Regions from separate parts of the Mus musculus genome. Here region 1 is linked to region 2. The links are chromatin contacts, found by Hi-C or POLR2A ChIA-PET in ENCODE. All regions are on one chromosome and are shown on one strand. Each heading gives the region's core, a stretch centred on a gene start or an enhancer-like site at or near the end of the contact. The rest is flanking DNA. Distances are from core to core; before and after follow the strand shown. Region 1 holds the start of Itga2 (integrin alpha 2). Region 2 overlaps Itga2 (integrin alpha 2).

Region 1 (2,700 bases), core at 7-2,506, 35 kb before region 2:
ACATATGCACACACACAAAGAAGTAGAGGTTCCAGTTCTACCTACCGTTTTATAAATAGGTTTAAAGCGTTTGGCTTTTCCCAAGTGGCTACGTCTGTCCCACCTGGAAGTTGCTCGCTTGCTCTATGGACCTGGGGAGTCCCTTCTTGCTCAGAGGCCTGCTCCCAAGAGATTTTGAATGAGCAATAGCCATTAGACAAGCAATTCTTTATTTTACAAAACCTTTTGAGTGCTTCAGAAAGTAGGCACTGGAATAATTCTAGCCTCATCAATGGGCAGGAACCTGCGGCTGAGCTTCTACGGATATTGGGTTTAAAGACGATTAAAAGTGCATGTTCTATTTCTTGGATTCAAAAGTGAAAGACCCAGATGAATGCTGTCTTTCCAGAATCGGAAAGTTTGGGAAATGGCAAGGCACGAGCTCAGGAGGAGAGATTCTCAACCCGTGGGTTGCGACCCCCCTTCCATCGGTGTACCCTAAGATATTGGGAAACACAGATGTTACATAACAATTCAGAATCAGAGAAGTAGCAACGATAATAATTTTAAACGATAATAATGTTGAGGTCACCACAACATAAAGAACTGTGTTGAAGGGTCGCGGCACTAGAAAGGTTGAGACCCACTGCATTTGAGCCCCTGTCAACTCTTCTCACCTGTCCTGAAATAAATCAGGTAAACTCAGTGATCCAACTCCTCATCGTCTCAGAAATGAACAATCCCCACCCCCCTCTCTCTCCCTCACACCCCTCTGTGGTGCAAAAATAGTACCTCAGGGATAATCATAGCTTGAGAGCAGCTCTTTCTGATGACTTAGTGTCGAACCTGGTCATTCCGAGCTTATTTCTGTCCCTTTCTCCACCCACTCAGGAAAAGCAGAGAAGGGCACACACTGTTCAGGTCCCCTGGCTCTTCTTCTGAGTTATTGAGGGCTATGGCTTGATACAACTGCGTTGGGGGGTGGAGGGAACTGCCTAGGAGTTAGTTTCCTGTGGACAGAGGACGAAGAGATGTTGGTTGTGGGTGGATCCTGAGCTCTTGGGTCTGGTGAGCTAGAACAGTTTGGTACAGGTAGGAAAAAGCCACCGGGCTGGAGTCGCGTCCGCACTGTCTGTAAGATGCCGAGGGCTCCGTGGGCGTCCATGGATCTTGACTCCTTTTTCAGAGCGCTGGAGGAGCCACAGACGCTGAGGGGCTGGGCTCCGTGGGGCGTGGCAGGACAGATCCGGAGTTTGCCCAGGCTGGAGGGGCAGGCAGGGGCGGTTCCTAGCTCAGAAGCTGCAAGCAACTTTTCCTTGCTCTCATTCAGGCTGGAGAGAACTCCTCCGTACAGTTTCTGGAAAGTCTAGCCTCTGGGAGCCCTGGATCGAGGATACTGTGTGCACCCCCAGAGCACTTTAGATTCCCCAGCGCAGACCCAAGATGGGACCGGGACAGGCAGGGGGCGCGCTCCTGCTGCGGCTGCTAATGCTAGTTCAAGGTAAGTCTGAACTCCACTGCGCGTCCGCGTCCGAGGCTGGAGAGACCCGCTTTGGTCCTAGAAGACCAGGGAGGGATCGAGTGCTGCTCTGGAGCTGGCGATGTCTGCTCTGCATCTATGTGGACTCGGGATCCAGGCTTCGTGGAGCCACTTGAACAAACAGGACAGACAGACAGACACAGACACACAGACACACACACACACACACACACACACACACACACACACACACACCCCACATCCTCATTAAGACGTGTTTCACCCGATCAAGCATCCTTCAAAGTCATCTTTCTAAGAGGTTTGGGTTTAGAGATGTTCTCACACCCACAGATTTGGAGCGTTTGTGGGTGGCCAGCAGACCACGCATCCAGCCTCCCAGCTTCCCGCGGATCCCCAGCAGGTGCTGAACTAGCTCTGAACCAGGAACCGGGGATCCAGCTCTGGGCTGCAGCATGCAGCTCTCAAAGGGTGGCTTTGCAGGAAACTTTGATGTGTATTTTTCACCCCGCGCGCACAATGCCCCCTATTCTTATTTCAGGAAGGAGCACTGGTGTTTCTTTCCATAGGAGGAAGAAAAGCCAATCAACTAGGCAGAGGGGGCACTCTTCCTTCCCTCCTGCCTTCCTTTTATTGTTGTAATGTCCTTCAAAGAAAGTAAATTTAGGCTGGTTCTCTCCACTCTCTTGATCCACAAGGCAAGGGGATTAGCTGAGACTGGTGCCAGGCTGCCTGACCTGACTTCCTTTGCATTAAGTAAGGAAGGAGAGTGGGGAAGGCAGGCTGCTGAGAGGCTCAGGAGAACTTTCTCTCCACCTTTATCCACAGCCTGGTCATGCCCAAGATGAAGGATTTTAAGGTAGTTGAGGGGAGATGGGAGGGGACGGTGTGTGTGTGGGGGGGATTGCATTAAACAGCTAACAAAATAGCAAAGTGGTCACTGGATGTCACTTAATTTTTACAAAGAAGGAAAGTATTCCTTTTTTTTTTTTTTTTTTTTCTAGACAGGGTTTCTCTGTCTAGCCCTGGTTGTCCTGGAACTCACTTTGTAGACCAGGCTGGCCTCGAACTCAGAAATCCGCCTGCCTTTGCCCCCCAAGTGCTGGGATTAAAGGTGTGCGCCACCACGCCCCAGCAGAAAGCATTCCTTAATCTGTGCTTCTCTGAGGTTCATCTTTCTTTAAGGTTGAGGAAAACTAGTCCAGGTTCGCCTTGTGGAATTT
Region 2 (2,808 bases), core at 123-2,622:
ACACCTCCATTCATATACATATATTTGCACACAGATATAAACACATAGCTAAATACATCTTAAAAAATTTAAAAGAATAACCATTTGTTGAATGACTTAGTGAAAGGCCTACTTACAAGTGATTCACCACAGTTAGCCTATGAAGTTAACTATTTGAGACAACCTTGAGATGTAGGGGCTAATGCAGAGCTCCTCAGGAATGCCAGTTGTCTACTGGAAAGGCACAGCCTAGCAAATAACAGTGTGGCATTGAGTTCAAGGTGGGTGTTCTGTTTTGTACTCAGTTTCAACTTTTCTGAGGCAAAATATGTCTAAGAGAAAAAGCCGCCATCTATAATAGACTTTATTAGGGATGGTAAGGCTGTTTGGAGAGGAACACATCCACTGGCTATGTGGCAGTTGGACCTTGAATAAGACTAAAATAATAAAGAACTGACAGGGACAGAACAAGTAGGATCCTGGGAAAGAGAGTCATCCCCGTGGCTTCTCTCAGTATATACAAATTCAAGACACTGTTAAAAGGTATTTTTACAAGCAGATTACATTGATACTCTTGAGCTGATCTGATGACGTCAAAACCAGGGATATCAGATAATCAGATATCTAAATCCTGCCTTAGCCTTCCTATAACATTTCTTGTAAGCAGGAGACAACGGCTATTGGGAAACAAGGCTCTGCTCTATAATTGGCTAGGTTAGTGCCTTGGATACCAGTATGGACCTTTCTGGTAAGGTGCAGCTTTTAGCTAAGGATCTCACTTTTTTCCCTTTAACCAGTATCTAAACCCATCAGCCTGCACAGGCATACTGCAGCAGAGGGAGGAAAAGAGAGGATTCCTGTCTGTCTAAGGGGCTGAATCTAGGAAGGTAAAAAGCAGAAGGGAAGAGAGGACTGTGGGCTTGTCAGCCTGTCTGAATCCTCTCACTGTCTCAATCCTACCAAGAAAAGACATGGAACAGACTAAGCCATGGACAAAATTATCTAATCCACCATGGACTGGCCACTGTGCCTACGTGGGGTGCAGAAAATCCAGAGCATGGGCCCTGCCCTCTGGAGTGTGGAACAGTCTAGGAGGAAGATCTGCAGATTGGGAATGCTCAGATAAGAGGGCTCATTCAGTGCCAGGCCTTAAATCGCTGGTGCTTTTGTTGCTTCCCTGCCTCTACCGCTATTAACTCAACAGTAAGGGAACAACTTTCCTTTCCAAGGTCAGGGACAATAGTGATAGAAGATTTCCTCATGGCCTACGTCATTGGCCTGACCCAGTCAGTCTCCCAGGGGACAGCAAGCCAATGCTAGGCAGTCCTCGGTCAGTGGCCTTCACACCAAGGAGGAAAAATGAAGCGCGAGCCCTGGGCTCCAGAGCTGCCTGTTTGTTTTGACAATTGGCGCTGTGCCCTTCTCCACTTGTAATTTATGACAATTGCCCAGACGTTATGGAAGTAGCAGATGTGGGCAAACCGTTTCAACATTAACTTTCCTTCTGATACTAATGAAGTTAACTTTTGCTAGGAATTCCTTCAATAAATTGTGAGTGTTTGTTCTTGAGTCTGCACATCACACGCGCACGCACACGTGCACGCACGTACGCACGCACGCACACACGCACACACGCACGCACGCACGCACGCACGCACGCACGTCCTTTAGCTCATGGCTCTTTCACTGCTTATGCCGAAGCAGGTTTTGCCACCGTTTCCCTCCACTTAGTTGAACTTTCTTTATGATCTGTTTTACACGTGACTCCATCTCTTTTCTTCTAACACACTCAAGGTTCTAGTCCGAGTGCTCTTAAACTGTTATTTTAGAGTCCAGTTTGAGCTGTCCGGTGTGTCTTGCATTTCCAAGAATATAGGCATGTTTTACTTCCAGATCTACTAGATTTCAATGAAGCAATCTTGGCTATTTTAGTAGTTTTGTTTATTGGATTTTTTTTATTACACTCTAGACTCCTACTTTAATGATCTCATGACATCTCTTTATTACTTCTTGAGTTTTTCCCACTGTCTCCTATGAGCTGCATCCTTTCAAAAGCAAGGTGACCTCCAAGAAGAGCTGCCGTGCAGCCCTCTGGGTAAGAGTAACGTCTCCTCCTTCAGCGCAGCAGAGGCGAGCCAGCCTGCCTCCAGCCTGAATTTCCTACACCGGATGTTCAGTGTAGATGATGCAATCCTTATCACAAACAATCTGCAAGGGCCGGAGACATGTTTAAGATCATTTCCTGGAACTAGTTGTGATTTGCACTATTTCTTTGTGTAATCTGAAGGCTTGCCCCAAGAACAATCTGAGTTCATTCTATGACTCAGAAGCACTGTAACTAAAATCACTGGTTAGATGAAGACTAACTAAGAACGAGGAGTATTTCCAGTCATGGAAATGTATTTTCTTCTTTTGTCAAGGACTGGTACGTTTTACTTCCTTATAAAGAGAGAAGAACTATGAATGAATATAGCATCAGAGAGAAAATCTGCTGCATCTGATGTATGGGCACATTATTATTCTAATTTTTTGGTTAAGATAAATCTTATTAAAGGTCTTTATTTACTATAAGTGTGATAGCCCCCCCCCATAAATGTCTCTGTGGAAGAAATTTAAATAGAAAGGTCTATATAAGTGGGATTCAATTTTGTAACAGACATTAAACGGGTGTGTTATTGAATTTCCTATGCTTTAAATCGCTTTTTCCATCATCTGTTCTGGACATGAATCTGTGATACACACACACACACACACACACACACACACACACACACACACACATGCATACCACATTTGTGACTCATATTTGGAAGATGCCTGCTATTCTAG

What was found. Hi-C counts contacts between places; a loop is a spot of excess contacts on that map. ChIA-PET counts read pairs that join two places held with the same protein, here RNA polymerase II (POLR2A).
Region 1: a loop to region 2 is called in a map of heart, with 2.9 times the contacts of the local background. The contact joins the promoter of Itga2 here to the enhancer-like site in region 2. A Hi-C loop is called at or near these places in 5 of 37 maps with a recorded cell type or tissue (all heart). POLR2A ChIA-PET finds 5 or more read pairs at or near these places in 1 of 5 experiments (Patski).

What each region holds. Positions count from the first base shown.
Region 1 is chr13:114,930,656-114,933,355 of GRCm38, reverse strand. Itga2 (integrin alpha 2) reads left to right here and starts at 1,256. Exons shown (of 30, transcript NM_008396.3): 1 at 1,256-1,480. The coding sequence starts at 1,423.
Region 2 is chr13:114,895,456-114,898,263 of GRCm38, reverse strand. All of the region lies in intron 2 of Itga2 (integrin alpha 2), which reads left to right. Among named protein-coding and RNA genes, the nearest start is that of Gm34845, 27 kb to the left of the region's middle. Within about 2 kb of position 1,372, at least 2 of the 3 ENCODE cell types and tissues checked have a DNase peak (open chromatin) inside an H3K27ac peak, as active enhancers do; they include heart, where a contact is called at or near this core.